Regions from separate parts of the Homo sapiens genome. Here region 1 is linked to region 2. Evidence: chromatin loops called from intact Hi-C (ENCODE). Cell type or tissue: uterus. All regions are shown on one strand. Each heading gives the region's core, and the rest is flanking DNA. Links, peaks and the distances in the headings are about the cores only. Region 1 overlaps SCUBE1 (signal peptide, CUB domain and EGF like domain containing 1). Region 2 overlaps SCUBE1 (signal peptide, CUB domain and EGF like domain containing 1).

Region 1 (5,362 bases), core at 84-5,083, 60 kb after region 2:
GGAGAGGCAGGGCCGCCTGGTGTGTCACATGGTGGGTACTGGCCAGAGGCCTGGGGACCCAGGACTCACCCAGCTCAGCCCTGGGCAGCAGCACTGTCAGCCCAGGAGCCCCGGGGTGTGGAGGACAAGGGCAGGGCTGGAACGCTCCCGCTGTCACTTCTTCTGAGAAAAGGATGGTTTGCAGAGTTCGGGAAGATTCACTTGAGTCTCCCCATAGTCTGCCAGTCACGTGCTGCCGCCCTCGGCTCCTGATTTCCTCCTCAAGCTGCTTAGGCAGAAACCAGGGATGCGTCCTGGGCTCTCTCCCCGCAATCTCTGTCCCCCCAGCTCCGCCCTGGGAGCATCGCTCCCAAACTGGAAGCATCCTGACACTGCTCTGGGGACACAAACCTCAGCCGGAGGGCCATCCTCCTCCACAGCAGCTCCCAGCTCCTCACACGCACCAGAGCCTCTCGGCCCCTTCTTTCCCCCACCTCTTTCCCCCCATCCTTCCGCCCTCAGCTGGGACATCCTGTCGTACTCTGGGCGGCCTGCCCGGACCCCCTGACCTGGGCACACCCTTTGCAGCCCCTTAGGTCCCGCGTGCCCCTCCTTCCTGGCGCCCACCAGCACTCACTTTAGGTTTGTTCTGTGAATATTTAGTCCCTGCCCCCACAGCACAGAGGAGGGCAGGAGCATCTGTCTCCAGGGTGTGGGTTCAGGGCACGCGTGTGTGTGTGCGGGGGGTGGGGGAGTGTGCTGTGTGGTGTGTTTGTGGAGGCATGTGTGGTGAGTTTGGAGGTGTTCAGTGTGTGTGGTGACTGTGGTGTGTGTGTAGGGGTGTGTGTTGAGTGGGTGTGTATAGTGTGTATGTAGGGGTATGTAGGGGTGTGTGTGCTGGGTGTGTAGGGGTGTGTGTTGAGTGGGTGTGTGTGGGGTGTAGTGAGTGGGGGTGTGGTGGGTGTGTGGTGTGTTTGGGGGGGTGTGTGGTGAATGGAGGCGGTGTGTGTAGTGGGTGGGGGTGTGGTGGATGTGTGGTGTGTATGGGGGTGTGTATGGTCGATGGAGGTGAGGGTGTGTGGTGTGTGTGGGGGTGAGTGTGTGGTGAGTGGGTGTGTGGTATGTATATAGGGTGTGTGATGAGTGGGGGTGGAGGTGTGAATAGAGGTGGGGTGAGTGTGGTGAGTGGGTGTGTGGTGTGTATATAGGGGTGTGTGTGGTGAGTGGGGGTGGGGGTGTTTGTGGTGAGGGGTGTGTGGTGGGTGTGGTGTGTGTGGGGGTGAGTGGTGAGTGGGTGTGTGGTGTGTGTGGGGGTGAGTGGTGAGTGGGTGTGTGGTGTGTGTGGGGGTGAGTGTGTGGTGAGTGGGTGGTGTGTGTGTGGGTGAGTGGTGAGTGGGCGTGTGGTGTGTGTGGGGGTGAGTGTGTGGTGAGTGGGTGGTGTGTGTGGGGGTGAGTGAGTGGTGAGTGGGTGTGTGGTGTGTGTGGGGGTGAGTGTGTGGTGAGTGGGTGTATGGTATGGGGTGTGGTGGGTGTGTGGTGAGTGGGTGTGTGGTGTGGGGTGTGGTGGGTGTGTACACAGAGATGAGTGTGTGCCAGGACAGGTCCACCCCAGACACAGCAGATGCAGTCACAGTCAACAGGGCGAGGAGCTCTCACGCGCCAGCAGGTGGTGGTCGCCATTTGCTGAACACCTTCCCTGGGCCAGGCTCTGGGGACTCTGTCAGGAACCAGACCTCCGCCAGGCCTCACCTCTGCTCCATAGTTTCTGCCCAGGGTGGCAGCCAGTGCCCCACTAGAGAGACGAGACACTGGGGCTCAGAGAGGGCGGGGACTGCATCTGCCCTCCAGAGACTGCTCCGGAGGACAGCCCCGTTTGCTGCCTAGATCCCTGCAGCAAACCTGTACTGAGCACCGCTGAGGAGAGGTTCTCTGCTCACGCCAGTGCAGATCATTTTCCTCGCAGCCCCGGGAAGAGGCATCGTGACCTCTCTGTGCAGGGAAGAATGAAAGTCAGAGCAGCAAAGCGATGTTCCCGAGGTCCAGGGACCAGCGAGCAGGCCTGAAGTGATGATTTGGGATCTGCCAGCTGCAAAGCCTGTGCTCTTGGCTGGGTGTTCTCTGTTTGCAGATGTTGGTTGTGTTGTGTCATTTTGCAGCGGGACCCTTTGTTAATAAAATCTTTTTTTTTTTTTTTTTGAGACAGTCTCGCTCTGTCATCCAGCATGGAGTGCAGTGGCACACTCTCGGCTCACTGCAACCTCCGCCTCCCGGTTTCAAGCAGTTCTCATGCCTCAGCCTCCCGAGTTGCTGGGATTACAGGCATGCGCCACCACGCCCAGCTAATTTTGTATTTTTAGTAGAGATGGGGTTTCCCCATGTTGATCAGCCTGGTCTCAAACTCTTGACCTCAGGTGATCTGCCCGCCTCAGCCTCCCAAAGTGCTGGGATTACAGGTGTGAGCCACCACACTTGGCCTTTAATAAAATCTTATTGGAATCCCAAGAGTTAATGCCAATGATCTATTTAAAAACCAGTTACGGGCCAGGCGCCGTGGCTCACGCCTGTAATCCCAGCACTTTGGGAGGCCGAGGTGGGTGGATCACCTGAGGTCAGGAGCCTGAGACCAAGCTGGCCAACATGGTGAAAATGCGTCTCTACTGAAAAGACAAAACTTAGCCAGGTGTGGTGGTGCATGCCTATAATCCCAGCTACTCGAGAGGCTGAGGCAGCAGAATCACCTGAACTCAGGAGGCGAGGTGCAGTGACCCAAGATCCCGCCACTGCACTCCAGCCTGGGTGACAGGGCAAGACTGTCTCAAAAAAAATAAACAAATAAAAACCAGTTATACTATTAAAACCAAAAGAAGGTCTGTGGGGTCCTGAAACCCACCAGCCAGCGCATCTCTCTCCCCTCCCCCAGCCTGGCAACACCCCACAGACCCTACAGGCCCCAAGCCTCCCCTGCCTCCCACCCACTCTATCTTACAGGACAAGAAGCTGATCAAGGCCCTCTTCGACGTGCTGGCGCATCCCCAGAACTACTTCAAGTACACAGCCCAGGAATCCAAGGAGATGTTCCCACGGTCCTTCATCAAACTGCTGCGCTCCAAAGTGTCTCGGTTCCTGCGGCCCTACAAATAACCGGGGGGAGCGGCCCTGCCTGGGGGTGGCCTGGTCCGCGGAGGGTGCACCTGCCCTCCACAGTGGGAGCTGCATGGGCCTCCACACCACCTTGGGAACCCCATGGCACTGCCCTTCAGGGAAGCCGACCAGCCCATGGAGACCGAGCCCAGGCACCCTTCGGACCCGCTGCCCCTGTGGGAGCACCCTGCTTCAGGAAGCCTCCCTCCCTCCCTCTGCCTCCCTTCCCCAGGACACCAAGAGCGCCCTCTCCTGAGCCCTGGCAGACCGACTGCAGGTAGCAGGATTGCAGGACCCTCTGCCTGGCCTGGCGTTTCAGGAGAGAGGGGAAGTGGGGCCTGTGCTCTGGGAGGCGTGGTCATCCGAGACAGGAGTCCAGGGGAGAGAGGAGGGGACAAAGGCGCCGTCTGGGGGAGGTCGATGAGCCTGTGCTGGCATCCGCGGGCCCCACGCTTTGCCAACTCCTCCAGCCACAGGCAAGGCCACGGCTCCGGGCTGTTGCGCTCTAAGGGTTCTGTGATTGGATGGAACAGAGCTGCTGGGGAGGAGACTGGAAGTTTCTGCATTCCTTCAACAGAACATTTAATGAAGTACTCTATATATATATATAAATATATATATAAATATATATATATACTTCTATTTGTGGGTACTTTAGGAAAATGCCCTTTGGTCACTGTAAATATGAATTGTGACCCCATCCCTTCCCGCATGAGCCCAGTGAGTCCCAGCAGCTATCAGCCTCCCTGAACGATTAAACAGCTCCTCCCAGCATTTGCATTTGCCCTTCTGTTTCTGTGAGGCCGGCAGCCCTTGGGGCTGGGGAGAGCACAGCTTGCCTTGGACTTGCTTCTGAACACGAATTCTTCGAGAACTAGGCTCAGATGCTCTGCTGGAGTGTTGGCCTCACCCCAGTCCCCTTGCCAGCAACATCACTGCCCTTGGACGAGACTCAGTGGAAGACACTTCCCCTCGGACCCGTTCCCAGGAGGTGCAGGGGCCCAGCAATAAACGGCGAAAGGGGCCTTGGCTCTTGCCCTGTGGCAGTGACCTTGGGGTCCGTACTATGCCCAGGTGTCAGCAGGAAACAAGGCCTTGCTCACAGGAGCACAGGCTGTACCACCACAAGGAGCCTCAGAGCGGCCAGTGAGGAAAGGGGAGAGAGCAGAGCTTGCTGTCAGAGGCCAGGCTCCCAGTGCAGCCTCCTCTTGCTACGCCATGCCACCCCCATTCACAGGGAAACCTCTTTCCTTCCTATAAAGGAAAGAGGTTGAATTGACTCACATTTCCACATGGCTTGGGAGGCCTCAGGAAACTTACAATCATGGCGGAGGGTGAAGGGGAAGCAAGCGCCTTCTTCACAAGGCAGCAGGAGAGAGAAGCAAGCAGGGAAATGTCGGGAGAAAGAGAGTCTGGGCTGTGACCGAGTGCATGTGTCCCACCCAGCCGGAAGGCCAGCGCCTGGGATGGAGCCAGCAGAACCCCATGCCGAGGTCCAGGAGGCCTTGCCTGCTCTTCATCTGCCTGCGAGCTGTAGGACCTGCATGGGAAATGGTCTGTGTGTTTCAGGTTAACAAATACTGAAAATCCCAAGGAACCTGGGAGAATCTGAAAATGAACTCCAGTCTTCAGCTCGAAGTTGCCTCTAGGGTTCCTCCTGGTCACCCCCGGGCCCAGCCTGGCTGGCGAGAAACAAACACGGTTTGAGAGGCTGTGGCACACTGAGGACCACACAGATGGAGGCAGCCAAGTGAGGTCCCTGGAGGTTCAGGGCTTGGTGACGAGGTAGGCCGTGATCACATATTCTACAGTCCAAAAGAGGGCCCGGAGCTCAGCAATTACTCACGCCGTCACATGTGCCCACAGTAGCGGGCTCCGCGGCGTGGCTCCTGCTGCCATCAGCTGCCTTCTCTGCTGAAGTCCAACTCAAGTCGGAGAGAGAGTGGAGCCTCTGCACTTGGGGAGTAGGTCAGTGTCAACTAACAAGCCCTGCCAGGGGCCACTGCCGCTCCTCTGGTCACAGTCCACGCAGGCCAGCCCTGGTTTCTGGAAAGAGGCCTCCCTCCCTCCCTTTGTGGAGCCGTCAGTCATCCCCAAGATGAGAGGCGAGCATCCTGCCGAGTGAGCCTGCAGCAACAGCTCCTGAGGAAGGTGCCGGGAGGGGTGTCGCCTCTTCACGAGTGTTCTCCAGAGAATCAGAACCCAGAGGATACAGACGTAGATGTGTGAGGGGCTGCATTAT
Region 2 (5,362 bases), core at 260-5,259:
GTTGGCAGGAAAGAGTGTGACGGAAGCAACTATTCCGATTTCCTACGAGGCAGAATGAAGCAAGGGCAGATAGGAGTGCTGTCGTAGCAGCCTTGCTCTACCAAGACCCTCCCTGTGTCTCCCTCGATATTGTCACCTCGTTTCAGCTTCCCAGCAACTCTCAGGGGCAAAGATTATTACATCCCCATTTCACAGCCGAGAAAACAGACATCCTGTGCTGCAGGGGAGCGGAGGCTTTGTCCTCACACTCAGGGCCTGCCAGTAACAGCCGTGGAAGGTCAAAAGAGGAGCCAGGGTATGTGCTTCGTGGAGGGGCTGCTCCGAGAGCTTCAGGGGACGTAGCATCTGAACTGGCCTTGGATTTCGCTGGGCTCTTACGTCTGGAAACAGTGGCCAGTAACAGGCACCGTGTAGTCGCCCACTCTGCACCAGGTTCCCAAATCGGTTCCCCCCAGGAAACGTCTGCTCCCTATTAGCCATCTGGGTCCCACAGGTGTAGCCGAGTGACCCCAAGGTAGGAGAACTTAGGCTGGGAGCCCAGTGGCCCAGCTTCCAGCCCTGCTGTATGTGCTGGGACATTGATTTCCCATCTCAGGGGCTCATTTTCTGTCTCTATAAGATAGACAGACAAGATGCGCTGCAGGGAGGGGTCCAACCCTGACCTTCTGTGGTTCCGCCAGCCACGGAGCCTATCTGCTTGTGGCCTCCAAAAGCCAGTGTTGCCCGTGAGTGGAGGTGAAAGCAATGCAGCTGACAGAGGAGCTGATGAGTGCTTCGGAAGCCACAGTCAGCCCCCAGGCCAGGCAGTAGCAGCCATCCTTGCAGTGGTTGTAGGGTCATTTTGAAATGTGATAGTGATGCTCCCCCAACCACCCTTCTCGGGGAGGAGGCGCCTCAGAAGCACTCAAGCTGAGCAGACTCCAGCCTGACCACAGCCTCACCATGCAGCGGGTGAGCCTGGCTCGCGCGGGCCTGACTGGGGCATCTCAGGGCACCCTCCTTGTTCTGGAAAATATAGCTTTTAATACAAATATATGACTTGTGCTAACATGTAATATTTTTTTTTTCTTTGAGATGGAGTCTCACTCTGTCGCCCTGGCTGCAGTGCAATGGCGCAATCTCAGCTCACTGCAGCCTCCACCTCCTGAGTTCAAGCAATTCTTCTGCCTCAGCCTCCCAAGTAACTGGGATTACAGGCTTGCACCACTACACCTGGCTAATGTTTGTATTTTTAGTAGAGACGGGGTTTTACCACGTTGGCCAGGCTAGTCTCGAGCTCCTGACCTCAGGTGATTCCCCCCGCCTCGCTCTCCCAAAGTGCTGGGATTACAGGCGTGAGCCACCATGCCCACCCCCATGTAACAAGTTTTTTATCTTGTTTTTAAATAAGTTAATAAGTAAATGTAAATTTCTCTCTGTAGTATCTAGCCAGTCTCGATAGCTGTAACACATAAACACGTCCATCAGAGCGATTTGGGCTCCTTTATAATTGTCAGGAATGTAAAGAGGTCCTGAAGCCAGTCCCACTAACAATCACTGGCCCGTCCCTTGCTCTCCGTTGCAGAGCCAGTGGGGGCTCCCGTGCTGGGGATGCTGGGTGAGAGGCAGCGTGCAGGGGGCCTACCGTGGGGTGTTGAGTGAGGATGGCTAATCACAGGACCTCAGTTCTACCTCAGGGTCTTTAGGTGGGAGACGAAGGGCTCCACCCTCTTCCCCAAGTTGTTGAGAGGTAAAGTAGAGACCTTTGAGACCAGCTGACTACAGATAGGGCCTGGGGCTCACCCTTCCCAGCTCTGCGATTCTGTTGCTTAGTGTCTTATTGACTGTGGGTTACTGCAGTCCATAGTCATGCTAGAGTACGTCCCCAAAGTGTCCTTCACCAAGAAAACAACAACATCTTGGCTCAGTGTTAAAGTCTTTAGAGTCTCAAGAAGAAAGATCACTTGATGGCAAGTCCACGACGAGGGAGAAAACTGAAAGACCTCTAGGGCTTAATATTCCATTACCCAGGGCTCCGGCGTGCATCAGCTCCCCAGTGACAAATGTATGGTTGGTGATGATTAGCAAGGCTTCTTGTAAACTGTGATTCTTTGGCTGGGAATGGAAATTCAATCTCCCTTTCTTCATCATCTATAAGCCTTTGCCAAACAAGGGCCCTTGGGCTCTTCCCAGCTCAGGAAGAAAGCACAGATCTGCTTACAGCATTGATCTCCTGTGCCGGCCATAGGACAGCCCTAGGAAATTCACATGGGTGGTGGCATGGGGAGACACAGGGAGTAGAAGGCAGGAGCCAGGAGGCTTTGGGGAACTGGTGGAGTTTGAGGCAGGCCTAGGATTTAGTTTATGGAAGATAGGAGAGGGTGTCCGGCCCAGGAGGAAGGAGCAGCAAGGGGAGATGGAGCACCCTCGGGGGCTGCCCAGCAGGCATTGTGGGATGGCGAACCGTGGAGTGTGTACAGCTGTGAAGAAGCTGGAACAGCAGGGAGCCATGGAAGCCAAATGAACAGGGATGAAGGGGGCGACCCTGGACTCAGCCCACCGCCGACAACAGCTGTCAGTAACGGTCAGGGAGATGGCTTGCTGGCCACCACCCACTGGCCAAACCCTTACCAGGGCAGGAGGCTCCCAGAGGACCTGATGAGGGACTGAATATGTCTCAGTAGCCTGGGAAGGTTTCTCTACCGAGAGCCGCCTCTGGCCACCCGGTCCAGCCAGGCCCCAGGGAGGAGCCACGCTGTCTCCAGACCTGCAGGAGAGACACCGGCCTCAAGAGCCAGTGCCCCCACAGACAGACCTCGTCTCTTATTGCCTGGCATTTCCTGTCTGTAACTGGATTTAATTTGCACAGCTCCTCTGTGAGACAGAGGTGATCCTGCCCCTTCTAAGATTAGGCTCAGAAAAGGGAAGCAGTTGTCTCCCAGGCCACAGCCAGGAAGGAAGCCAGATTCACACCTACATCTGCCTGACTTTACAACGACCTTTCTAAGAAAGGGACGTGCTATGGCTGGCTTGTCTCAGCTTGTGAGAGCCAACTGTGCACATTTGTTCCCAGCTCTACCCTTGGCGACATCTCCCTGGTACCTTGAAATTAGCCGTGGCTGGCGTATTTATCCCACGTAAATTGGTAAATACTGCAAATCAGCCTCCACCCCTGCCGGCTGTTAAGCGTTGACCGCACGCCACTATCTGTGTGACTCAGGCGCTGATGCTGTTTTGGAATCGAGCCAGCGGAAAGGGTCTTTCCGTGTGAACTTGCAGCTTCTGTGCAGGGCAGCAGCATGAAAGCGCTTTCCGTGCTAACTCGTTGCTTAGTTAGACTCTGCGTCATTCCAACAATTTGATTGATTAGTGAGAAAATCAAGGTGAGGAAATATGAGTCGCAAAATCAGGTGAAACCAGGAGTTACAGTGCCGGGCAAAATGCAGGCTTCCTCATTTCCATTTGTTTGTTTGATTTTTAACTTTAGACGTTTTTGTCTTTATTACAACTAGCAGGGTGTTTGTGTTCTTAAATCTATTCTGTGTTGCTGCATACCCGTATTTAAAGTGGACGGGGTCAGGATTGAGCCAGTCCTCCCTTGGAACAAGAGGCCGGTGTGTCCCGGGGGAAGGAGGTTGCCCTGTGCGTGTTCGCCGTCTGCAGCCTTCACTGCCGCTCCCCGAGCCGGCTTCACTCCTGCCTGAGCTTCCTGTGGGTGGAGGTGGAAGGCAGGTCACAGAGCTGGTGGGTTGGCAGACAGAGGCGCTTCCCTTTCATCTGCCTTGGCCTCTTGATGGACTTGTGACCTACAACCTCTCACTTGACCCCTGACCTCATAAATTCTAGAAACGCCTCACAAATCACCAGGAAGATAAACATCAACTGAGGTCAACGGAAGGGGGTATGAGCCACTCCAGGCAGACAGAGAGGGGAGATCCAGTCTGCTGGGCGGGTGGGGGGTACCCTAGAACCATGGGTGGCTCGGGAGAGGGGAGCAAATCACCCTGACACAAAAGTAGTTCTACAGACCATGCCCCACAATCTGACCTAGAGCAAGAGCTTGGTCTCCGTGGGTCACGAGGTGCCATTTACAGTGCAACTCACAGAGCAAAGCCTGAATCTAGACCCAGGCACCGTGCCCTTGCTTTCTCCCTAAGGGATATCCATGTAGATGGCTGCTGCACACACGCATATGTGTGTGTGCGCAAGTGCGTGTGTGTGCATGATACATGCAATGACAGCCCATTTGATTGTTACATATCATTGGCTATCCCCTTTCAGCCTGAAATTTTCTCTCTCCCTCTCTGCCTGGTCTTCAACCCGTCTCTTGTCTGTCTCTCTTCCCAGAGGGTATGAACTGCATGAACAAAGACCATGGCTGTGCCCACATCTGCCGGGAGACGCCCAAAGGTGGGGTGGCCTGCGACTGCAGGCCCGGCTTTGACCTTGCCCAAAACCAGAAGGACTGCACACGTAGGTAGAGGGAGACAAATGGGTCAAACGTCCCGTGCGTCTCCTGCCATTACTTTCTGGAGGGTCTGTCCAGTCTGCTGGACTTTGGCCAGGGAGGGTCCCCAGCCCCATGGGGTGGAGAGAAGGGCAGGGCCTGTGGAAGGGGCCTGATAGGGCATAAGGGACAAGGGTTGTAAACCCTAGCCTTGGGGTTTTCCGCACCAAGCACGACACCACCAGTGTAGCCCCAGGAGCTGGGCTGGATCTTATGGCAGCCCCTGAGCCTAAGCTGTCCAGCAGGAATGGTGGGGCCGTGGCACAGAGGTCTACAGGACCAGGTTTCTCGATGGGCCTGGGAAGCCCCTGGTAATGAGTAGTACAAAGAAGGAAAAGAGTATGGTTCTGAAGTGGTCCCATTCCGGGCTGTGCTGACCTTTTTTCCGGGACCAAAGATCAGAACTCTGCACACCTATAGTCCCAGCTTCTTGGGAGGCAGAAGCCAGAGGATCACTCTAGCCCGACTTTGAGTCCAGCTTGGACAATACAGCAAGACCCCATCTCTAAAATAAAATGTAAAGATCAGAACTCACAATTTGACCCCTGCAAGGCTAACTGCAGATGGTGATATTCTGGGAGATCTGGGCTGAATGAGGCCTCTGGCCAAAGACACCATTTCAGGATCTGCTTGGTGGTCTGCCTACGGGGCCCACGTGTAGTCCAGCCTCTTAATGGGGTCACCCCATTCCCCAGTAGGAGTAGGAGCCAGGAAACCAAGTAGAACGATGGCTGAACTCAGAAGCTTGGGAGCCAGTGCATCCTCCCCACAGCTACGTGGGGGAGATGGTGGGGTGGGCCTCTCCTCGTGGGAGATGAGGGCACCAGGGATACCCAAAGCGATGTCATATTTGCCCTTTTTACAAAGAGCCAAAGA

What was found. A loop is a pair of places that touch in the nucleus more often than their neighbours do. Peaks named below come from ENCODE experiments on the same cell type or tissue, not always from the same donor. Only the 100,000 strongest peaks of a DNase experiment are listed, where the experiment ranks them.
Region 1: a loop joins it to region 2, with 5 times the contacts of the local background. A loop is called at or near these places in 1 of 110 quality-filtered maps.

What each region holds. Positions count from the first base shown.
Region 1 is chr22:43,201,755-43,207,116 of GRCh38, reverse strand. SCUBE1 (signal peptide, CUB domain and EGF like domain containing 1) reads left to right here. Exons shown (of 22, transcript NM_173050.5): 22 at 2,968-5,362. The coding sequence ends at 3,120. Among named protein-coding and RNA genes, the nearest start is that of SCUBE1-AS2, 8.2 kb to the left of the region's middle. In uterus, for the core only: no CTCF peak of the experiment used is centred there; no DNase peak of the experiment used is centred there.
Region 2 is chr22:43,261,810-43,267,171 of GRCh38, reverse strand. SCUBE1 (signal peptide, CUB domain and EGF like domain containing 1) reads left to right here. Exons shown (of 22, transcript NM_173050.5): 5 at 4,327-4,452. LOC124905129 (a long non-coding RNA gene) reads right to left here. Exons shown (of 2, transcript XR_007068120.1): 2 at 3,449-5,362. Among named protein-coding and RNA genes, the nearest start is that of SCUBE1-AS1, 11 kb to the left of the region's middle. RefSeq lists enhancers at 2,154-2,653, 3,011-3,060, 2,654-3,155, 3,081-3,360, 2,567-3,766. In uterus, for the core only: no CTCF peak of the experiment used is centred there; a DNase peak (open chromatin) is centred at 3,211.